Regions from separate parts of the Mus musculus genome. Here all the other regions are linked to region 3. Evidence: chromatin loops called from intact Hi-C (ENCODE). Cell type or tissue: left cerebral cortex. All regions are shown on one strand.

Region 1 (8,000 bases), 120 kb before region 3:
AGTGTTAGGGCATGCCATAAGACCGCTGAGCACCCAGAACTTCTCTGAACCAAGGTTTGAGGAACGATAAAATGGAGAAGTTGGACTAAATGACCGCCAAGTTTGCTCTTGAGCCAGGACCCAATTTAAATACCTCTGAGAAGCACTGAGCCCCTAATCTAAGCAGCCTTTCTTCGCCATTCCAGTTGTCTCTGGCAAATGTCCCTCTAAATAGCTGTTTCCACAAGAAAATAAACTCTGCTGGTGGTACAAACACATCTGCTGCCCTCATGGGGCTCAGCGCTGGGGCTGCGTTCTCCTGGGACACGCGGTGACATGCAGCTGTTGGAGGGGAAAGACATTTCCCAGCAGCTGGATCACGGGGAAGTATGAGACAGGCAGCAGAGCTGCAGCTTGTGGTGGTCACGAAACACATGGATAGGGCCCACTCCGCTGCCCTGAGGGAAGCTCGTGTGGTCATACGCATGCATGCTGTGTCTGCAGAGCTCATATGGCTACTTGCATGCCTGCCGTGGTGTCCTGGTCCCTCTGCTCACCTGACATGCTCCTCCAGCAAAGCTAGGTGTGGAGAAGGCAGATTCTCAAGACCCTAAGGAGAAGGTGGAACTTAGCTTGGTGAGATAAAGGACCAAGCCCCACATAGATGCTGTGGCTAGATATCCCAATGATTCCAGCCACCTCAATACACACACAGGCACATAGGCAAGCACATACGTACTCAGGCCAATGGGGAAGAGAGAGACTCTTTTCATTGTTTTCTTTTTGAATCTTACTATATTGCCCAAGCTGGTCCCAAATTCCCAAGCTGGTCCCAAATTCCTGGGCTCAAGTATTCTTACCTCAGCCTCCCAAAGAGCTGTGATGAGAGGCACGTGTCCCAGGCCTGTTCCAAGATCCACTTTTTTTTTTTTAACCTATTCTGCATCCTGTCAACAGTCCTGTCTCCCCACTCCCAGCCCCCATCTGCACCTCATTGAATGTCCTCTTGGCCCCAGGCCAGCAGACAGCAGCTCCCAGGAACGGATCAACTCATGTATACACAGAAACACCCAGACCTCTGTGACCCCTCTGGAGGCAAGCTTGTCCTCTCCCCAGGGTCTGTGTTCAGAAGTCAACACCGAAAGCATGACGTCATCAGGCCCCCATGCTCAGACCTGACCACTTACTTTTCTTGCTACCCAGTACCAGCTTCGACTGGTTCGTTCAGTCGAAGCTGGTACCCTGACCTCTGCCTCGCAGGCTTCTCCAGCCCATTTACAAACGTGCCAACTTGGCTCGAGGGCAATTCAGATCCGGTGTTGACGTGGCATCCTAAATGGGCTCAAAGTGCTGGCCCATGCTGGTCTGAAGTCCTTCTACCAAGAAGCATCAGGTCCTGTCGATCTGCTCAGACCTCCCCTGGACTGCACACCTTAGGGTCGTCACCCATGTCTCCCTCAGGGCCAGAGAGGTTAGTGTTCAGGAGCCTGGCTCCTGATCAGCTTACTGCTCTCTCTGCCCCCTCTCCAGACATGGACTTCTTGGTTTGAGGTCAAGGTCCTTTCCCTCCTGTTCTCTTCCCCTGGAGGGCCCTTCCCTCAGAGAGACTCATCATATAAGGCTTTAGCATCACTCCACAGGGACTTTCTCTGACCCCTGCCTCAGGATTGTGTCTGCAGACAGAGCAGACACAAAGGTCTCAGTGCACCTACCGGGAGGATCAAGTATCAGCGTGTTGGGTTAGAGCAGTGGTTCTCAACCTGTGAGTCATGACCCCTTGGTGGGGGTGGGGGTGGGGCGGGTCAAACAACCCTTCAACAGGGGTCACCCAAGACCATCGGAAAATATTTACGATATTTACTTTTTATGATTCATAATAGTAGCAAAATTACAGTTTTGAAAAAGCAACAGAAATAATTTCATGGTTGGGGGGTCACCACAACACGAGGAACTATATTAAATAAGGGTCACAGTATTAGGAAGAATCATTGGGCTAGAGAGGCAGCTATAAGATGCCAAGGTGGGCTAGTTCCACTCTAAGGTTTCAGACACATGTCACTTTGACCCATGTCCAGAGTCCAAAGCTTGTCCCATGGCCCTGCCTGAACAAAAGGTAGAGAATGCAGAATAGCTGACATGGTAATGTCACCTCTCCTTGCCCTGATGCCCTTCCTGCTGTGTCCCCATCCCCCCAGAAGCCTGTGTACAGCACTGGAGGAACACCAGCAACTAGGGATCAGTCCTGATTGCTCAGAGCCAGCAGGGACTGAGGCTGCATACAGCTGGCTACCTTCCTTCTCTCTCTGCTTGTCTCTGCCAGGCCTCCGTTTGCCCAGTCTGGCCTGTGCCCAGCTGAGGAGCACGTTCCAGCAGAGACAGTCCCACATCCACCCAGGGGCAGCCCCTTCTTCACCTGAATTTGCTACAACCTACAATCCAGTGGCCCAAGAGAAGTTCCTCCCTGTCAGAAGAGCTATGAACATTTCTTCCTGAGGCAGAGAACCAGACAGTACGTGCCAAGAGGAGCAGCATTGTTGGGGGTCCCTGAAGGCTGCTTAGAGGCTGGACTTCAATACTAGGTTGGGTAATACACAGGTATGGCTCACCCAACCACCCACTCAGACCAGAGTAGGGGGCTTCCTCCTCCTAGAACCTGCCTCTTACTATGGTTTGTGAGGAACATGCCCACTTACTCCATGGAGACTGAAGTCCCCTAGTATTCCTGGTGTTCAACTCATCTAGGTGAACTCATTTTTGGTGTGCAGGGAGGCTGGGATAACAAGCTTCTAGAACCTTTAAGCCATCCCTGTGTGTTTTTGATTTCTCATTGCTTTCTACAAGGGCAGATATGTGTTTGCAGAGTCTAAGGGAAGTCTTCTTGAGCTTGTGGGAAAAGATTCCAACCTGGCAGGTGCTATTTTGGAGAGGATAAAAGAGGAAGGGGCCAGGACTCTCTGGAAGCCTCCAGAAGCCAAGACCAACAAGCAGGGGAAGGCAGAGGAAAAACCCACCAAGATGACTACCCTGAGTGCCAAGACCTGTCCTGAGCAGCCCTGTCCCTCTGCACCAATGGTGTCCCAGTGTTTCTTGGGAAGCTAAGTGAGGCTTAATGTCACAAAAAGGGTCTGCTGTGCAGTACACAGTCTTTCTGGGACAACTCTTCCTGGAGCATGCCTGTTAGCCCCAGCTGCTTCCCCTTCTGTCTGTCCCTTCATGGGGTGGAGATGCTAATTTTTGGCACATGTCCCAGGTATGCCCTCTTAGTCTTAAGAAGCTGACGATCACCCAAGGTCCCCACAGGACAGCCCAACAGCCCTGCCTGAGTCTGTGGAACAAGGTCAAATCAACACAAGCAGCCCCTTCCATCACCCACCTCGTTTCCCCAAGAATGAGCCCATAGCTATAAGGAAGAGATGCATAGGCTCCAGGTCCCAAGGCCAGGGCTTAGCCCATCCTCTCCTTGGGGCTCCCCTCACCCCAGAATGGGCCTCCCGGGGTCCCCTCCTTAGCTAGATGATTCCAACTGTAAATGCTCCCTGCAGGAGGTAGAGGCTCCCAGAGACCAAGCACCTAGCCACATCTCCAGTGGAGTACGCCCCTGAACTTACTGGGAAAAGATGGCCTCCCATGTCTTTCCTCTTGAGGTCTCCTTCTCACCACATGTCAGTGCCCAAGATAACATCTACAGGAAAGGGTGTGGCATGCCCATCAGTGGTCACCACCCATCCCAGGTACCCTCGGGACAACCTGGCTCAGCCATCACAGCCCATAGCCCCACCTATTCTCCCAAGGGCCTAACCAGGGTGTGCAGGGCTAGATCTGGTTCTGTTTTCTCATCATAGCTGCATGGTAAGGACACTGTTCCTCTGCCCAAATCTCCAGGCTGGGGAGATAACTAAACCACAGCCTTGAGGGGACAGCTTGGCCTGAGTCTGTGATTCAGGTTAGACCTTCATTTTCTGTCTCTAGTGTCTCTCCCCATCTCAAGGCCCAGTGACTTCAAAGCCCACCCTACCGCTCTATTCCACCCCAAGAGAAATAAGGCTTGAGGATGGGGGTGTAATCCCGGGATATCCAGCCTTCTGTATAACCCCGGGAGAGCCAGCCTTCTGCTTCCTGCAGGCGAGGTGCTACGCTCTCGTGTTGGATGGTGGAGGAAGCTGGCAAGGCCTGGGCTGTGTTCCCACTAAGCTATGATTCACCATTCCTGGTGGGCAAGCCCCCGCCTCCAGGCTTACTGCTCCAGCTTCTCCCTAAGTCACAACCCAGTCCCTGTGGGAGGACACATGGTGACCAGGCCTGCGAAGCACTGTGGTTCCTCCATGACTCTTTAACTGTGAAACATTATGATTCACCCAGGATTTGGTATACTGTAAAATACTGTTATTCATTCAGGGCTTTGTACATTGTGAAGCGCTGAGTGACTGTGTTCAGCCATTCATTCATAACAGGCTGAGACAAACTGGGGAGCAGGGACCAGGATCATGGGGTCACAGCCATCCTGTGGACAGACAAGCCTTCCAGCACCACCTACATGAAAGCCAGTGGGAACACACCTGCTGCCAGAGGATGGAGTCCCTATAGCACAGGAGAGAGCCACCAGGTTCTCCCTGACCCCCTACAGAGGAGGGGTGCTGGCTGGGACTGAGGGTCTGAAGTGAACTAGAGTTCACTAGAGTTCACCATGGGCTGGCTAGCGATTGTCCCTGGACGACAGGGCACCAGCACTTTCTACATTATTGGTGGTAGAGCCCCTACCATATCTCCAGCTATCGCAATTATTTTAATTAAGAAGATAAGCAGCGGCTTGTGAAATATTTAATTATAGTTATCAGATGACAATACTCAGATGAGTCAAATGGCCAAGTGGGTGCTGGTTTACACATCCCCCATTCAGACACCTGAGAAATTAACATTAGCAAAAACATAGCTGGGCTGTGACTGGCGAGACAGTGGGAAGCCACATCTCCCAACCCTTCCCAGCACTGTAAGGAAGGCACCATCTAACCCTGAATGTCCCAAGCCTAGGCCAGCACTGCAGTAGCTACTGGTATAGTCGCTGGGTCCTGAGTTCGGAGAGTGCAGCACATAGTTGACCAAAGTCATTGAGCTTAAGAACCTTCGGTCCAAGCTCCTGTGTTGCTTTCCACCCAAAGTACGCGCGCAGGATGCAGCCAGCATGGCTCACATCTGGGAGCACACCCTGGGCAGGATCCAGGGTCACAGCTGGGATAATACACAGAACCTAGTGAGATGTGACCCTGACCTTCATGTCCTGAAAGAAGTACAAAATGGCAGCCACAAGGCTATGGAGTTAGGAGCAAGGAAGCCACAGTGCCTCAAAACAGAGAAGGTTTCCTCCACAGAGAAGGACCTAACTTTGAGAGATGTCGGCTAGGAACAGTCTGGGCCTATAGGAGCAGCGACAGCTCTTGGTTGCAGACTTGGAATGCAACCTGAGCAAATTGGCCAGGTTCAGTCTGTGGCCAGGCTCAGTCTGCCCTAAGCCTGTGGCTGTGTGACCTCACTGGGACCCTTTGCCTCCCCTCATTAGAATCATTTAGGTCTGAGATGCTTTTGCTTTGCTTTGCTTTGCTTTTTAAATTAACACAAGCCAGAGTCATCTGGTAAGAGGGACCTTCACTCGAGAAAATGTTGCCATTAGATTGGCTGTTGGCAAGTCTGTGGAGGCATGTTCTTGATTGATGGTTGATGTGAAACCGCCCAGCCCACTGTGGGCTACACCACTCCTGGGCAGGCAGTCCCAGGTTATATTGTTTTTAAAACAAGCAGACTGATCCATCAGCATTCCTTCAGTGTCCCTGTTCCCTTCTACAATGGACTGTAATATCAAAGTACAAGCCCAGTAAACCCCTTCCTTCTCTAGTTGCTTTTGATCAATGTTTTATTGCATCAACAGAGAAACAAACTGGTACACTATCACGTTGGGCTGCAGGTCTTTTCTTTACAGAATGCAGAGTGACCTTAGCTGGCCTGGGCTGGGCTAGACAGCCGGTTAGTTGCAGAGGGGTGTCAAAGTTGCTTGATGGGGCTTGAGCTATCCAGAATAGGACCCCTCTAGCTGTAAGGGCTCTGAGGACCAAGGATGTGAGGGAGGGGCACAGGCTGCAGGAGCCTCCCTCACTTCTGCAGCTCCAGGTGGCTCCTCCTTATGGTACACGTCTCTGGTCTTCTTGGGTCTCAGGTGGCCTTCTCCCTGTGTCTGGCTTAGAGCTTCTTTCCTTTCTCATTTAGACCCTGGCAGTAGATTACAGACTGTCCTCGTTGTAAGATGATCACATCTTCAGATCCTTAATGGCCTCTGTGGACACTAAATAGGATCATGCTTGCAGGTATGGGGTTTAGGAGTAACTGTGGGAGGTGGGGGGGGGACGACTCTTTAATCCACTTTGCTTCACAGGAAGCCCCAAGGGTGAAATGAGCTGAGCACTCAATGTACCCATCCATCTGGAGCAGGCAACTCTTTTGCACAGACACCAGGACTCGGTGTCCTAGAGGCAGAATCGGGACTAAGAATTAGAACCAGGTGGATGGAGAGCATTCACCGTGTACTAAGGGACTTGTTAGTTCTCGAGCCTCCATGGGCCCCTCAGGGCAGAATGAAGCTGGCCCATCAGCTGGAGAGGCTGGAAGAGTTACTTTCACCACCGCACTCCCAGGCCTCACACCAGAATGCCTCAATTTATTGCTGCTGCTCTACTCGAGCTGAAAGGAATCACAAACGAAATTAGCCAGTGATTTAAAGGGAATTGATTTTATCTGAAAGCCCTCTAAGCAGGCCAGCTGATCCCATCCCCCACCCAGGGAAGGGAGCCATGGCTGCTGCCTTCTGATTGCCCCTTCCTGCACTTGATCTAATTTCCTGCCCTGGATGGCTCCTCCAGAGGCTGGCTCCCCTGTCTTTCTGCTGACACCTGAGCTGAGACTTAGGGCTTCGGACTGTGAAGGAAATTGAATTGCTCTTCTACTCAAGCCCAAGTCTCCTGGGTTAGTTGTACAGTCTGATCCGCAAAGAAAAGTGAGCTTCCTGCTCCCCGTATCTACCGCAGGAGCCGGCAGAGTCACCGCGCCTCTAAGAAGGGTGATGGAGAGTGTGCCCAGTTTGTACTCTACTCGGGGCAATCAGGCCCTGCTTTGGGAGGACGCTGAGATTCTCACCCAGAGTCTGTATAGCTTGTCCTTCAGAAGGTCAAGTTCTGACGTGGTGACGATGTCAACCCCAAAGTATGGAGACCACCCACAGGTGAGCATAGTACCGAGAGACGCCAGATCATGAGTACAACCCTCTGCCAGGATGGTGGCTGTGGCCCTTAGCCTCAAGTCCCATTAGCCAACTAGGTGGGTCTGGGAAGGCCTCTGCCACTCCAGACCCAGATCCTATAAGCAGCAGGACCCAATCTCCTTGCCATGTATCGAGGCCTGACTTGGTGCTCAGAGGCACATGGGGCCCTGCAAAACAGATGCTCTTTCTGCCTCTGTCTTTAAGAATCCTTATCAGTCAAGCTGTGATCCCCAACCCACACCCTGGGGCACAGTGCAGGCATTTCTAACTCTGTAGGGTCAGCAGACTGAGACTCACAGCACTAGCATTCTAGTCCTTCACTGGTCCTACCAGCCAGGGCCCTGACTCCCGTTTGACTGACAGTCAAGGGTGAAAGTGCTACATGCCTCCCCATGCAGAGGACCAGGGCAAGAGGGGGCGGGCCATGTGCCCTGACCCTAGTCATAGCCTCACACAGCCGATCCTTGCCTTATTTCTGTGTCCCTACTATGCCCTTGCCCTCCATCCTCCACCCTTGACATTTGGCTGCCTGAGCATCTGTTTTTCCTCAAAACCACCCACCTCAAGTCCAGATCCCACTGGCTGCCTCTCAACCCTGCATCCCCATGGCTGTCCCTCTGCCTGAAGGTCCTTCCTGTAGAGCCTCTAGTCTGATCCTCTGATCCCAGGCTGGACCTGGGATTTACATGTCTGACTTTTGGAAATGCCTATACACTGC
Region 2 (8,000 bases), 220 kb before region 3:
TTTCTCTACTTCCTAATTTATATCAATGCCCAACTGTGTTATAAACAAAGATCTGTTTCTGTTTTTAACCATCTGCCTTTAAAATGACCTCAATTATGTAAATGCAGACTAATGGCAAGTTTCTAGAAATAGCTGTTAGGTTGTGCAGAGCTTTGCCTTGCCCCCGTGTTTGCCTGTGTATCTAAAATGCTAGGGAAGCAAAAAGAATCAGGAGACATTTTTGAGGCGCCCTGGTTCTCACCTGCATGGCCCTAGCCTATCCTACACTGCCACCTACTGGGCACTGATGGTACATTAGTGGTTAATTTTTCTCACCTGTGCTGCAGACCCCACAAGCAAGGACCACCCACCGCTAATTTATTTACTGATAAAGGCCTTATCAGATGCACGTGGCAGCCCGGGCCTTAGCCTCAAATAATGAAACCCTGTTGGGTCTAAGCTCATCTGTTTTCACTTTAGATCCTATTGTTTGAGAGAAGAAATGAAGTGTCCATGGAAAGAGTTTCATAGAGTGTCTCAAATTTCCTGTTAATGTCTTAAATAGAAATAATTTTAGAAGAGTAAATATTTTTTTTTAAAAAGAAAAGACCTTAAATACTTTAAGCCATTATTCGATATTTTGACCAAGAAGAGGAACTTCCTATCTCTGTTTCTCCTTACAATGCCAGGAACAAAGAGAAGTATATCTTCACATGCTGTGATCTCTCCTAGAGAAAGTACATTAACTTTATCCATCAGATGATACCAATAAGAAAAATGGCTCTGAACACAAAGGACATTTCCTTCCTTAGCTAACGTTACAAAGGATAGCAAGGCAACAAATTGGAAAGTCATAGTCCCCCTTCCACAGGATGCTGTTCAGTTAGGGCCTAGAAGTCTTAGCAAAAATGGGGGTCTAAGAAGGGAAAGTGTGAGGTTGCCGTTGTAAAGCTGTGTGGTAGGATCCTCAGAGAGTCTGATCCAGTTCCCTACTCCTGAGGCTGAGCTTTGCCCATAGCAATTAGCACAAGCCTGGGAGGGCAACCACGGGAGTCTTGGCATGCACTGGAGGAAGACAAGAGGCTTCCGTCTAAATAAGGCTTAGATCTAAAGTGTGCTGGTTAATGTGGTCTCTCACCGAGACAATGCCTTGGACAGCTCTCCTACTTTATCCAATGCATGGCAGTGGCTTAGAACATCCATAGCTTCATCTTTCAAGCAATGTGAGTGCTCCCATCTGGCTCAAGAAGAGAAGACAGAAACCTCTGTGGGAGTCTCCACCTCTAACGTGGCTGGCATGCAGTAGATTCTAGGTAGATCTTCAGCCAGAAAGGGTGTGTGTGTGAAGAAATGAAAGCAACACAAGCCAGAAAGAAACTCTGCTATGTGCAAAATTCAGTCCCAGGAGTAGTGAACTGGACCAGGCTCTCTGAGTAGAGAAGCAGCCATCACAAAAAACTCATCATTGATACTTCAGAGGATACCAGGCACCACCAGGATGGGTAAGCAGTCTAATGTGCTTTGTTCAGAGAGAGAGAGAGAGAGAGAGAGAGAGAGAGAGAGAGAGAGAGAGAGAGAGAATCCCCTAAAGGTGTCATTGACATCAGAAGATGTGACCCAATGTGCCAGCTATGCAGCAAATGTCCTTCTCAGAGACCTCTACTCAGTAGTAGCCAGTTCAGGGTGAGCTTGGTGAAGCAGATCTGGGGTCCATTAAGAAAAAAAGAAAAGCAAGCTAGGCATAGTGGCACATGGTTTAATCCCAGCACTGGGGAGGCAGAGACAGGTAGATCTCTGTGAGTTTGAAGCCATCCTGATCTACACAATGAGTTTCAGGAAAGTACCCTGTCTTGATAAACACTCTGCCCTAGTGCTCTCTCTCTCTCTCTCTATATATATATATATATATATATATATATATATATATATACACATATAATTAGAAATTATATATACACATATATATAATTTGTATGTGTTATGTTTTATTATGTTTTTACTCAGTTTTAAGTCATCTGCCAGTGTCCCTGTTTTGTTTGTTTCTGAGAGACATAAAGATATATATATATATATATATATATATATTTCTCTTATGTATCTTATTGAAAATTAATGTGTACTAGTTGCACATCCTTATGTCTGCATAGAATGTATTTTGATCAGAATCCCCCCATTGCCCTTACTTCTCCCTCCCATTTCTATTGATAGCCTTACTTTTCCTGTCCCCATTTCTTTTAGTTCCATTTTTAAGGGTGTAAACAAATGAGCTTAATTAGAGTCACTACAGAAGCATGAGTTATTTACAGGAGCTTGGAAAACTTGCCTAGGACTACCAGTTATGACCATCTCTGGCCTTTTCCCCAGGAGTCATTAGCGGTCCATAACCTATTAGCATAAACATAAATATTTATTAACTTCTTATATTCTATTAGCATAAACATGAATATTTATAAGGCGATTTGACAGGCATGCCTTGTGCAGTGGACAGTGGTTATTGCAGAGATCTCATAGCTGGTCAAAGTACTGAGAATAAACAACTGTTGAAAGCTCACCCCCAAACGGAACATCTCTCTTACGCCATCTAAGGCTCAAGAAACCTTACAGAGAAGGGAAAGACTTAATGTAAGATCAAGAAGATGAGGCATTGTTTTCCGTGCACAGCATAGCCAGTGTGCTCTTGAGTCTCAGCAGCTGTGATTCCTTCACTTGCACAAGGTGGGTGTGACTAGGTTTACAGTATCAGATGTGAAACCTCTCCTGTAGTGTGGGCCTCAAATCCAATCAGAATATGGTTGGTTTCTTGCACCACGATTGCGCTGGTGGGCTCATGTTACGTGGCAAGTCAGTAAGCATGCAGTGTCCACCACTGAGTACAGTCAAGGGTGATAATTCTCAGGCAGCCTGCGCAGCACTTTCTGCTGCTATAGCATCCAAGCAGCCAACCCCTGAGCTTGTAGCTCAGTTCCAGCTTGATTCCTCTCTGCCCTACCAAAGCATGTGACATCTTCATCCACCTTCTTTATACATTTTAAGACATTCTTGACTATAGACAACATATTCTTCACCTGTCCTGATTGACTGAACATTTTATTATGACACATCTCTTTATAGGTGAACATCTTCCTTAATCCCTGCGATAACAGATAATCAAAGTTTTCATGACAACAATTTCAGGCATTTTCCTTCCATATTTTCTAAATATTCATAGGAAAGTTGTGTCTCTTCCACACCAATTAGGCTCTTACGTCCAAGCTGGCACAACTCTGGATCACTGTTGGGCTCTCATTTGTTTGTGTTTGCTTCTGAGACAGGGTCTCACTAGTAGCTCAAGCTGGATTCGAACATGTGACCCTCCTGACACAGCCTCCACAGTTAATGATTACTGCCATAGACCACCATGCATATCCTGATACTTTGCACTGATTCATGCTTTCATTCTATTTACTTGATTATGAAGCCAAATTAAAGTGACTCCAAATGGGTAAAAAAGAGACCATTTTATTTTATTTTATTTTATTTCATTTATATGTGTTTAATGACAGGCTACATATCTGCATGAACATTTATAAAGAACAGTTTGTATAAATATTACATGATAAAAGTTTGTTTCATACCTATTTTGAATTTCATTATATATGTTAATCCTGTATTACTTTTGTTCTTAATGGTATACATTTTTCCTGAAATATATAAGAAAATATCATATCATTTTAGCTCAAGCAAATTCACAATTACAGTGGAGTGAAACACGGATCTGCTCTTGGGTTCTTGCTGACACAAAAAGTAATGACCACTAGAGGGTAATGATGAGCCAACTTGGCATTATGAGATGGTCTCTAAAGAGGTAGATGGAGCCAAATGTTTTCCAGCATTTCCCACATAAGTGTACACATGAGGACATGAAGGCCAAAATTAAATGTATAGTCTCCTTTAAGATCCAAAGAAAATACAAAGGTTCTTTCTCAGAGGACAGTATTTATCTATGCACCAAAGAACAATCTGTTCTATTCACAGAACACTATCGCTGCCACCATTTTGGAACCCTCATTGAATTAATGAAACTGGGCAGTGCCATCCGTGACTGTTTCCATACAGAAGAAAACAAACAGGTACAACTTCTTCTGAGAAGAGTCCTATGCCTACCACTATACAGATGGTCAACGATGCCTAAATAATGATAATAACTATAACTGGATTCCAATCAGGGCTCTAGATTCAACTGACAGGGGACAGACAGGATGGAGCTGTGTCTCAGAGCATCAGTGGAATGACACTATTACGTTTGCTCCATGGGAGAGTCTACATATCTATTTTAAAAATAAATGCAACCATCATCCTCTGCTTCTTCATAAACAATAGCAACAAAATAAAGTGATAGGAGAGCCCTGCGTAGAAGCCATCACAGATCTGAAAGATCATTGTTTGAGCTTATTTGAAGAGCTGCACAAAAATCACATCATATAATGAGGTTGTAGCACGTGTGGATGCTGATGGATACTTGATGACATCGGGGAATTATTTTCCATTAGAGAATGGAAATGCTACTGGGCACCCTTCTAAAAAATAAATGCTTTACATTTTAAAGCTGCACAGAAAATACATATTAAAGAAATTATATGATGTCTGCTACTTGTTTTGAGATAATGCAAGGCTCTGGGTGCTGGGGTGGGGGAGGGGAGATTCCATAGTACTTGCCCAAGCTCACTGAGATGATTACTATTAAAGTTGAATGAGTGGTACTTAAAGCTTGCTATGCTAGTCTGCTTTTGTGCATATTGTAAATTACCATAATCATAGCTGCCAGATTGTCTCTTTTCATATAATTTTTTTTCCTTAGAGGCAGAGAATCACTGTGTAGCCCCGGATGGTGTCAAATGCCTAGTCCTCTTGCCTCCACCTTCCAAGGGCTGGGACTCCGGGCACTCCTTGTGGCTCACACCTGCACACTTCCATGTTAGATCTTCTCCATTCTTTTGCTTCTAAATTGCTCTTTAACCATCCAATTCTCCATTCTTCCTTGAAAATCATCTTCTCTCACCACCGCCTCTTCTCTGTAGGACCACGGGCTCTGACAGATGTTGTGAGTCACAGAGTAAAAGTTGGGTCACTCATTCATTTGTTTTATTTTGTGACCAAATTAAAAATGTTGCTAGATGCTAAAGTGCTATTTTATATAAAATATGACTTAAGACTCTGCTTCCAATGTTGGTGTTTTAGTCACATTGCTGTGATTGACCAAAGCCAACCTCAACAGGGCTGTCTCAGCTTGCTTTCTATTGCTGTGATAAACGATCATTACCAACTTGGCAGAGGAAAGGTTTTATTTGGCTTACTCATCCTGAGTCATGGTCTATTGAGGGAAGCCAAGGCAGGCAAAAACCTGGGGTCAAAAACTGAAGCAAACATTATTAAGGAACACTGCTTTATTGATTTGCTCTCCATAACTTGTTCAACTTGCTTTCTTACACACACACACACACACACACACACACACACACACACCAGGAACCTCTGCCCAAGAATGACACTGTCTTCAGTGGTAGGAGCTATTCCAGATTTCAACAATCAAGAAAAAGAACCCCAGGGCAATCTGGTGAAAGCATTTTCTCCATTGGGGTTTCTTCTTCCCAACTGAGCATAGCTTGTGTCATGTTGACCATAATAAAACAAAACAAAACCACCCAGGACAAAACTCCTAGGCTGAAGGGCTTGTAACTCATGGATACCTAAGGAAACACTGGAAAGTAGATTCCAACTCAGAAGCAAACGTGGTGAGCAAATATGGACTGTGGTATGACAAGAAGCCACTGGTCACTCCGCCACAGCCTAAGCAGGCCGCTTAAATGTGATCTTTATTCGCTGAACTATAGCTAAAACTCTATGGTCCAGTGGTGCACTTGGGGATTTTCTCAAAGACTGTGGCCTAGTGGGCTGGCAGAAAGGAAATGACATATCCTCATAGGAAGTGCTATTTGGAACCATCACCCTGGCCAGAGGGTTGGATAGAGATAAACCGAGCTGTGTTGTATTCCCAGATGTTTTGGATTTAATTTGACCTGAAGAATTATTAGCAAAGATACACTAGGTCAAGCTGGGAGAGCATAGAACTGATGCTCAGAAGACACAGAGACAAACTTTCAACCTCCCCCTCCCCACAAAAGATTTCACTCACGTGGCTAACACAACAGAAGAAGAAAGAACATTGAACTCATCTACCTAGAGTCCTAATAGCACCGAGAGGAGCCAAGTGCTGCCTTGGAAAGAGTGGGGTGACCCAGTGCTGCGGAACAGGCTCCTCACATCGATATGGCCAGACAGAGCAGCAGCAGCAATGTCACAGGCCATATCGTCCCTACCTCAGGGGTGACTGCTCTGATGAGGTACACTGGATGCAGGGTCTCTCTCAATTACTTCTGCTGAGGACTGCAGGCTTCCTGCCATTCTGCCACATCTCTGTGTGGTGGCTAAAGAAACTCCATTTTATGCTAGGCATCCATTGGTACCCACTGGCCATTTGTCTCTAAATCCAGTCCCTAGAAGATAGGCTCCCAATAACCCTGACTCAGCAACTCCCACCTACTTGTTATGATATGACTAACAGCTCTTTTTTGGGATTCTGTAACTTGCTTATACAGATACCCTAAAATTGTTTTGGATCACTTACCTTGGCAGATCAGACCAGTTTTTGCTTGTTTGAGTAGGTATAGAAGGTTTTCTTGTGGTTTCCCCCTTTATTACAAATCTTTCCTTCACCCCTCCACCCCCTTCTCGTGGCACTTTCAAATTTGGCTCAGAGATTATTCATCCTGCTAGCAGTTAATCAATAAATCTCTTTTAATTACAATTAGATTGAGTCTTCCCAGGGGTCACAAACTCCATCCATAACAGAGGCAGAGGCCGCAGGCAGGCTGCAGCCCAGAAGCCCAGGGAATTGGAATCCCAACTGCCAGAGGCCAGTGCCTCCCTAATTAGCCACTGGAGGCTACACATCCCTGTTCTATCAGATACAGAGGCTCTTCTCAAGCAGGGTGACCCCGAAGGCAGGCATCTCCTCACATTGCCCAGCTAGTGGGGACAAGAGAGGAAGCAAGTATTGCATCTCTCTTCAGAAGACCCACATCTAATGTAGCCAGAATCTGCACAGCTAAAGTCTCGCAGGGACCCTGGTGTCCTCCTGTGTCCATGTTTACTCTGTTCCACTGCCCAGAAAGCCACAACTGATCTGAAAAGGAGACAGGACCAACCGACATCCACCTCTTCATGTTCCACAGAGACCAGGCGCAGCAGCACGGGGGCACTGGAAACTTGTATATTGGCTCTGTGACCTTGGAGTAGACCTGACTCTACCTAGAAAAGGTAGGTTCAATACGTCTCCGGGGCCTGACTCAGTAAGCTGGCATGTCCTGATCATCCCTGGCCTTCATACAAGTCAGAGTTATAGTTTGGTGAGGGGTGGGAGTGGGGCTCTACCCTTGTTCAATTCTGCAGATGGATAGGCTGCATCTAACCACACCATAGGAGACAGTAGTTCTGCTGGATCAGGAGGGTCAGGGCCAAGGGGAGGAGAAGCTGTCCCTTGCTGTCCCTTCATAGGCATTGTCAGTCAGCTCTCTCACAGCAGAGCAGCCTCCTCAGCCCTTGGCCAGCGGCCATTTCCACGGATTCTGAGGACACCCTGTATCCTTGAAACGCTGAGAGGTTATATTTGTTTTTCCTCCAGCAGGAATCAAGGGACAGCCTCGACATTAATATTCCCTGGCATTTTACACTCACTGGGAAAGGAAGTGTGATCCAGCAATGGGAGGGTTTAGGGAATCTCAGAGAGTGTGAAGGCAAAGTCAATACATTCATACCTTGAGTCTCACAGTGTGTGGTTGTCTCAGCTGGGTTCTTCTCACTCCACCTCCTGGACTGTTGAGGGAAGCAGTAGATACATCATTGGATTCACCCAGCCCAGATCTCTGAGCCACCTGAGGCAGCCCAGAACAGTGGAGAAGATACAGATCTCTCCTTAGCCAGGC
Region 3 (8,000 bases):
GCTCTATTCCTTTTGCCAGAGGTCACCTACCACGCTGCACCCAAGCCTACAGACCTGCCTCTGCCCCATTGCTCTAGCACCTAAATAGTCACGAAGAGGGACCGTAACAGTCGCTGGCAATCTGCATCAACTGAAGTCATCTGAGCTGATGAAGGCTAGTTTTTTTTTTTTTTTTTTTGGCCAGTTTTCAGCCCCCTCATCCTCCTCCAAAACACGTCAGACGAGAACTGGAGCCGCTCAGGGGCGGCTAGAAAGGGCGTATGGATGTAGGAGTTGTTGCTGGGGGGTGGGGGGCAGCAGGTGAGTAGGGAAGTGACCGGACCAGGACTGAGTAGTAGAAGCGCTAAGAGAGCAAGCCGGTAAGGTGAAGGATGGAAAGGAGCAAAGAGATGCCGAATTCGGCTGGGGGCGGGGAAGCTCCTGATTGGCCAGCGGAGGACGTGATGTCACGTCCGGCGAGGGAAGCCCTGCCTCAGCTGCCCCCCCCCCCCGCCCTGCCCCCGCCCCCACAGGTGGTGCCGCCGCCCTGGGTGCTGGGCTGGGGGGGACACCTTAGGGGACCCCGGACTCGGCCTTTGCACTCCAGGCTCTCCCCGCCGCCTCCCATCTCACCCAGGCAACGGAGCACATCGCCTGGGCTGAGAGAACATTCCCTCCTCTCCCTCCGGAGAGCGAAGGGGCGCCCGGTGCGCCCCGATCGTGCCCCGCCTCGCCCCGCCCCGCCCCGCCCGGGCGCTCCCCTCTTCCCGCCCGCGCTCCCCGCCCCTCCCTGCCCCTCTCCGCGGCCGCCGTGGGGCCGGGCGGGCGGCGGGGGAGGCGCCGAGCCGGGGCTGCGCGTTCGCCCGCCGCGCTCTAGGCGGCCCGACTGAGCGGCCGGACCTCGCGCCTCGCGCCTAGCTCCCCGCGCCGCAGCCGCAGCCGGCTTTTGTTGTCTCCGCCTCCTCGACTGCCACCGCCTCTGGACCACGAGCGTCGCGCGCTGGGACCTTGGCTCTGCCCTTCGCGCACACTGGGCTGAGCGGGCCGGCCGGGACCGAGGGAGGCGCGCACCGGCGGCCAGGGAGCCTCGGGCCCCGCCATGGAACTCCGGACCCGAGGCTGGTGGCTGCTGTGCGCGGCCGCCGCGCTGGTCGTCTGCGCCCGCGGGGACCCCGCCAGCAAGAGCCGGAGCTGCAGCGAAGTCCGCCAGATCTACGGGGCTAAGGGCTTTAGCCTGAGCGATGTGCCTCAGGCAGAGATCTCGGGTGAGTAAGGGCGCTGCGTCCGGGGGCACCGGACCCTAGCACTCGGGAGGTCTGATCTGGGCCCCTACCCGCGCCGCAGCTAGCCCCGGGCGCCAGAACCCGCCGCCTGGACTTGGAGTGGCCTCCTGCTCCTCAACTGGTCTATACCCCACGGCCCTCGCCCCCGAGCTCCGATCCGCTCTGTTGCTGCCCAGTTCCCAGCCACTACGCTCTAGAGTCCCTTCCCCATAGCAATCTGCGCTCCCTTTGGGTTAGGGTTGTTGCTGGGCGTCTTTGGTCCCCGGCTTGGCCCACTGTGCTGGCGGGGCAGCAATCCCAGCTCCGGGACAGCGTGCCTGCCGCCCTTGCGGCGAAGCAAGCGGTAGCTCTGGGACGGTCTATTGGGTCGCATATCCCGGTTGCAGTGGGCTAGGAACTTCTCTATGCGGATCTCTCCCAGAGGCGTCAAGGGTTCTGCTTAGGAATTTACGCGGATCCACAGCAGGAGCCGCCTAGGTGGGATTTATGGGGGAGATCCTACACTTCAAGCCTGGGTTCTAAGGAAATGTGAGCCCGCTGCGCGATTCAGGGGACCCCAGGGCTCGAGGGGATTCCTACCTAGGAACTTGTGCCCGCCAGCGCCCCTATCCTAGCACACTCGTGGTCTGACCGGGCGCTCCGGGCCGCCTGGAGCTGCGAGCCCAGCTGCAGGTGGTCGGCGTCTTGGATCCCGCCCAGGGGCCTTGTCATCTCTTTGTAAGAAGAGCGGCCCTCCTGGCGGCGGCCTCGGCCCTGCAGCTGCTGAGAGCAGCCCTTCCCCTCCCTTCCCTTCCCTGCTGCCTCAGGAGCTCTGGGAACCGAATCTTTATGAGCTTGGAGTGCCTATGCAATGTCCCAAGGACCTCCCAAGCCCCAGGCTTTGCTCTTAAATGTGTGGGGAGCTTTCCTGGATAAGTGTAACACCAGGGCCTTGGTGAGCAGGGAATTCCTGCTGTGGGATTCTTCTGAAACTGAGGGGGCTTGCAGACTAGAGACCAAACTCAACTGGTGTCGTAGGCACTCTGAATGAGGAAAGTAAGAGTATTGCCCAGAGGGGTGGCCTGTGGCCCCAACTTGCTTGGGAATGGCAGTAGATAGCCAGCCATGGAGAACCCTGTTTCTGGGGAGAGACAGAACCCACAAGACACATTGTGTGGCCTGAGTCTCTTGACTATCTCCCTCTCAAATGCCCTCAGAACAGGCCTTTCTATGCCTCTCTCTACATACAGCCCTGCCATTGCCAAAGCCACCTCCTACAGTTCTCTGGGCACTGTCACCCGGTGCCTGGCAGCAGCAGGTATAGTTTGGTTGGTACCCTGCTCACTCTACCCACCTCCAAACACACAGAAATAGGAACATATACCCTGACATCCTTGTGTATCTCTTATCCCTGCCAGACGTACCCTGCTCCGCACACATACCAGCCTGAGGCCTTCCAGCCTACATCTTACCTTGGCATGGATATGCCACCCATCTTAATGCCTTCTTGGAGACCTTCTTGAGCTTGTACCCACCCACAGCTACTGTGCCCGAGTAGGCAGGGACTGGCAATGTAGGCAGTGACAAGGGCAGTGAGAGGGCAAAATAAAGAAGCAGAGGTGTGGTCCTTCCAGAGAGCCTGGTTCTTACTACCCTGCAGTTGGGGAATGTGGGGGATTAGGAACAAGACAAGCAAAAGGCTTTGATGTCTGTGAGGACAGCCGTAGATGCCCATCCAGCTGGGGTGTGTAGGCACCCTGCAGAATTACAGCAGTCATACTGGTTGGGGCCCAGTGTTTGTTCAGAGACACCCTATTTATTGACATGCAAGGCTGGGGCCTATGTTTTCCCATCATCCCTATTGGTGCACCTCAGAACTGGTGCCACACTTTTCTGGAACCCCATGGGCTGCACCTCACAGCCCTCAGAGTGGGAGAATACCTCCAAGCCCCAGGGCACTAAAGAGAGTATTAGCATGTGGAGTGAGAAACAGGGTGACCTCCTAAGATAGCAGTAGCCCAAAGGGCAGCCAAGCTCAGGGTCCTGTCTGGTTCTGTGCCACCAGACCTGGACTCTGAGGACCAGGCGCCCTCTGGTGGCCCCTAATGGCGCAGTCCTCCCTGGAGCTCCTATGTAATCCCTTAGTTCCAAAGAGCTCCTACTTATAAGAAATATGGGAATACCCCAGGAGATAGGTGCCTGCTGAGGTTCAACTGGAGTCATTGGGTGATTAGGAGAGAGGAAGAGTGGCTCATGGGCAAATGGATGTCCTTTCCTGCCCCTGAGTCTTAGGGACCAGAAATAGCGGGAGACTTCCCTTTTATCAAACAGTACTATATGTAAGAGGCTGGCTCCTCACCGAAGGCACTGCTTAGTTTTCTGGATGGCCTTTCCAGGCAGCAGTGATGACAGCTGTCCCATTCTGTAGAGGAGAACTAGCCAGGGGCGGCCGCCACTACAGTGGTATCCTCCTTCTGTGCCAGGGCCCTGCCGGGGAGCAAGGTCTAGGTGAGGTTGCTAGGAGCCCACTGCTGAATCACAGCCATGGGCAAGCAAGTCTCTCTTAGCTGGCAGGACTGTTCTGGGCTATGTTCCTAAGTATACCCTCTGTAGTTAGCTCTATACCAGGGTTTTCCATTTGGATTCTAGGGTCAGAGACTACCCCTGCCTGGTCTCTGTTGTCAACACAAAGTCCATCCAGGCCACTGGCCACAACCAAGTAGGTTCTCTATAAACAACTGCAGATGAACACGTGTTTCTTGGCAGCTGTACCGCAGCCTGGAGGTGGAAGGTGGAGATGGCCTTAGCAGAGCGCACACAGCCCTCCTTAGGGTCCCCAGCCTGGGCAGAGTAGGGGCTGGGCATCAGAAGAACTTAAAACTATCAAGCTTCTATGTCCTAAAATCACAGTGTTCCTGTCTGCCTGCCAGCTAAGGTGGGCACCTCATACCAAAACCCCACAATGACTATTCACTAAGCTCCCAGCAGGACTCTAAGTCTCTATGTGAGCTTTGGCCTTCTGTACAGTAGTTCGGAATCCAAGGTCCTCTTGTTCCTGTATGCCCTTTCCACCTCTTAGGAGTTGTCTGACTTTCTGTAGAAGCCAACTAAGGTCTGTGGCTCTCAGAAGTCACTGGCACATTCGCCACCCTGGACTGAAAGTATCTGCGTGCCCTATTCTGCCCAGGAAGAGACACCCCTGTGTGGCTCAGCCTGAAGCCTGGGGTGGTCCTCATACCCTAGTGTGCTGCTTAGAGCTTGACTTTCATCATCCCCAGCACAACGGTCGTCGGGCTTACGTGTACCCAAGGGAGCCATGTTCCAGCACGGCCGTCTGCGTGATGCAATGACCTGGGTCCTTGCTGTAGCACTGCGGCTCTCGTGCTGGACAGGCCATCCTGTTTCTCCATGGAAACTTCCTCTCTTGGGCTCCAGAGGCTTTCTGCAGAGTCAGCACATACTGCACAGGTGATAGTGTCCATCAGCTGAGAGGGTTCCTGATGAACTGGCTCCAAAGAGGCATTTTCACAACTACCCCGGGAGCACTGGGTGAGAGGGACTGTGTGAGCCACTGGAGAGAAGAGGACATCAAGGCCAGAGAGGCCACATACCGTTCTTAGGGCATTGTCTGACAAATGCCAAAGCCTGTGCTGGCAGCTATTCCTCAGTAAAGCCGGAGCAGACCTCCTTTCTAAGGCTCTGTGTTCTGGAAGCGTCACACTGTCTCAGCTTGGAGACCTGAAGTAGGATTTTGCAGTGCAGGTTTTGTGGGCCTTCCCTAGCTCTAGACATATAACAGGGGTGACCCAAAGTGTGCAAAGAGGTATCGTGACTGCCTCCTGTGGGCCGAGGACAGAACCTCAGATTGTCAATAACAACAGAGAGGCAAACTGATCTTGATGAGACTAGGTCCCAAAAGAATAGTAGGCAGACGCCCTGTACACAGGGCTAGCCAAGGAATATGGTAGGGGCTCTGACAATGATAGTGACACTAGAATACTAGTGCAAGTCTCTACTGACAGGCCTACTCTCACCTCACCCGCCAAAGTACTGGGGCTTTACTGTCATGTATGCCAGCCAAGCAACGGGATGCACTTTAGAGCCAGGTAGGTTCAGCCAGTGTACGAACACACCTCCATTTATACCATGGGTCCTGTAGTCCAGCTGTCACTTGCAGGGACAGGTGGACTCTTTCTTAAACAAGACTGTCCTCTTCAGGCTGGGTCAAGAGGGATTTCAGGGTCTTTGCTATGTCAGAACATAGGCAGAGCCTCCACCCCCACCCCGCCCCTGAAGTTCAAGCCTCTGTCCAGCCCTGACCTACCCTGACTGTGGGCACAGTCATGTGGTGTTGGATGCTACCCATGTCCTTTAGTGGCTATAGGCTGTTGCCTCTCACCTGGAACCCAAGCACCTTGCTGATGCCCTACTGGCAGCGTTTCTTGGTGGTGATTAAGAGCAGGCCTGGGTCGGCACCTGTATTGCTCGAATTCTCCCGTATGTTTTGAGGCATGGTTCCCTAGGTTGATATGGTCCTCTCTTCCTTGAACTCAGCTCCAACACCACCACCCACACCATAAAGATTCCATTGTTCTGGGTTCTTACCAGAACACGGGGGAAACCAGGGGTGCCTAGACGTCTAACTTGTTGCCCATCAGCACCCCATGCCAGGGAAGCTCTTGAGTGTGAGGGGAACTCCCTGCCACCCATTGAGTGACAAGCATCCTTGGTGACTCCCTTAGGAGCCACCTACCCTCAGCTCCTCCTCTGCCTATGCCCACAGTATTATCTCCCACTGGATTCTCATTGCCCTGGCATATAACTCCATCCCCCTAGACCAGTCCCTCCTGTGCTCACTCAGGGCCACCTCTGCCACTGTTGTCCCCAACATTCCCTGACAGGCATATACACTCCTGCTCTGAATCTCACCTGAGCAGGTCTTGGGTCCATTTGTATGGTGAACACTCCCAAGTTCTCCCTGTGTGCCAAGCAGGGGACCAGCCCTGGAAATCCTAGTGTTTTCATTTCCAGAACCACAGTACCAAAGCAAATGGGAAGATGTGACTGCAGACATTGCTTCATGGTTGGGGTACTGGGAGCCTGAGGCCAGGCACCAGACAGGGTTATTCCCTTTCTGCAGCGGAGGGAGAGCCCAGTGTCTCCCAGCATCCTTGAGATGTGCTGGTGTCCCTGACTTAAAAACCCACACTTTAATCTTTGCATAGCTTCTCCCATACATCTATTTCTTATAAAAACACAGTTTTAAAAAGAACAGTTGTCTTGGATTAGGGCCCGCTCATATACTCTTAATAGTTAATGTCTGCAGAAACCTCACAAATATTCTTGAGTTTGAATGGGGGAATCATACTCGCATGTACGGGGTTTTGGGGACTCAGCAAGGAAGGACCCCATGATGTCTACGTCTCATTCTCGGTACTGATTCAGCATGTTCTGTCCGGCTGCTGAAATCTCGGCTCTCTGTTTCATTCAGAGTCACACCTTTCCCCACCTGCTCCTTACCTTGCCCACCTGAAGTCCTCTCATCAGAGCTTCTCCCCGTGGCTGACCCCTGCCTCCCCAGAAGACCTTCCTTCCACGTCAGGTGGCAGGCCAGGGTTTTCTTGCTGATATGCTAGGTCTAACGATGCTCTCTCAGTGGCCGGACCCATAACTGCTAACCAGTGAAACATCTCTGTGGTATGTCACAGAGCCAGGATCGTAGTCTGAAGACCCCTGGCTGGCAGTCAGTGGCACCAGAGGTCCTCAGACAGACCACCTGTGAACAGAAGAGTCAAGCCAGATGGGAGGCTCAACCCTAGGACAGATTTTCAAGGAAAGCGGAGAGCAAGGGGCGGAGACAAGACTGGGTTTGGTGGAAAGCCCCAAAGCATGCCAAACAGGCCGTCTCCCCCGGGGCCAGGGCCAGCCAAACAGGCTGCTGCTCACTTGTACAAAACGCTCCCTAGATCCTGAGGACTTGGCCAGGTGACAGGGCAGCCCCTGAGGGCTCCGTCAATCTTGCTCCCTGGCCATCTGCCCGATCTCCCCCAACCCTGGGAAGCCAGGGCCAGGACAGAGAGGAAAACAGACCAAGAGCAAGCCCTCTGTGGACCGAACCCAGAGGCCAGTGCCAGGAGGTCAGCATGCTGTGTCTTTGTGTGGGCGCCACAGGTGGATGAGGCGAGCTCAGTTGGCCTCTAGCCAGTGCTAGGGCCTGTGTCTGGGTGGCTCAGAAAGGAAGCCCTGTAATCTACCTAGGGGATGAGTGCTCCAGAGCCGCTGGTGGGCAGAGCACTGCTTAGCATGCACATGGGAAACTGAGTCCCAGAGATTAAGCCAAGGTGGAGCCTCTCTAGAGGTCCAATACCCTGACTAGTTCCTATTTATAGTCTGAGTAAGTCAGTGGCCCAGCCCAGAGTTGGCAAGTGCCTGTGTGGGTCCCAGCTTGTGGTACTAACCTGAGTACTCACACTGCCTTATTTAAACTGAGGAGACCTTTAAGTAAGCCTGTCTCATAGGTACTGAAATAGTGTCCACGCTGCAAGAGTGAGACCATAGGGCGGAGATCTAGTTCTCAAGCCACAGACTCCCTCAGGTGCAAAAAGGGACAGAGGACTAAGGCATCAGAAGCCAGCACTGGAAAGATCAGGTTAGGGGAGCGTGTCCTAAAGGGCCTTGGCTAGCTGACTGAAGGGACAGAGGTACAAACTCAGCACATCCTCAGCTGTCCACACCCAGGTAGATCTTTTAAGGTCAGAG

What was found. A loop is a pair of places that touch in the nucleus more often than their neighbours do. Peaks named below come from ENCODE experiments on the same cell type or tissue, not always from the same donor. Only the 100,000 strongest peaks of a DNase experiment are listed, where the experiment ranks them.
Region 1: a loop joins it to region 3, with 2.7 times the contacts of the local background. A loop is called at or near these places in 16 of 42 quality-filtered maps.
Region 2: it touches region 3 in a loop (9-fold over the local background); 4 of 42 quality-filtered maps call a loop at or near these places.

Annotation. Positions count from the first base shown.
Region 1 is chr1:92,708,368-92,716,367 of GRCm38, forward strand. It overlaps Gm29483 (predicted gene 29483), which reads right to left. Exons shown (of 4, transcript NR_166120.1): 4 at 5,867-6,705. Among named protein-coding and RNA genes, the nearest start is that of Gm29483, 18 kb to the right of the region's middle. In left cerebral cortex, no CTCF peak of the experiment used is centred here; a DNase peak (open chromatin) is centred at 4,175.
Region 2 is chr1:92,610,944-92,618,943 of GRCm38, forward strand. No RefSeq gene overlaps it. Among named protein-coding and RNA genes, the nearest start is that of Olfr12, 4.9 kb to the right of the region's middle. In left cerebral cortex, CTCF peaks have their summits at 272 (motif pointing left) and 3,781 (motif pointing right); DNase peaks (open chromatin) are centred at 267 and 3,781.
Region 3 is chr1:92,830,854-92,838,853 of GRCm38, forward strand. Gpc1 (glypican 1) reads left to right here and starts at 792. Exons shown (of 9, transcript NM_016696.5): 1 at 792-1,244. The coding sequence starts at 1,079. It overlaps Gm29481 (a long non-coding RNA gene), which reads right to left. Exons shown (of 3, transcript XR_003947946.1): 1 at 1,842-8,000. In left cerebral cortex, CTCF peaks have their summits at 1,992 and 3,337 (motif pointing left); DNase peaks (open chromatin) are centred at 417, 879, 1,165, 1,560 and 3 more places; H3K4me3 peaks cover 3,170 bases; H3K27ac peaks cover 2,981 bases.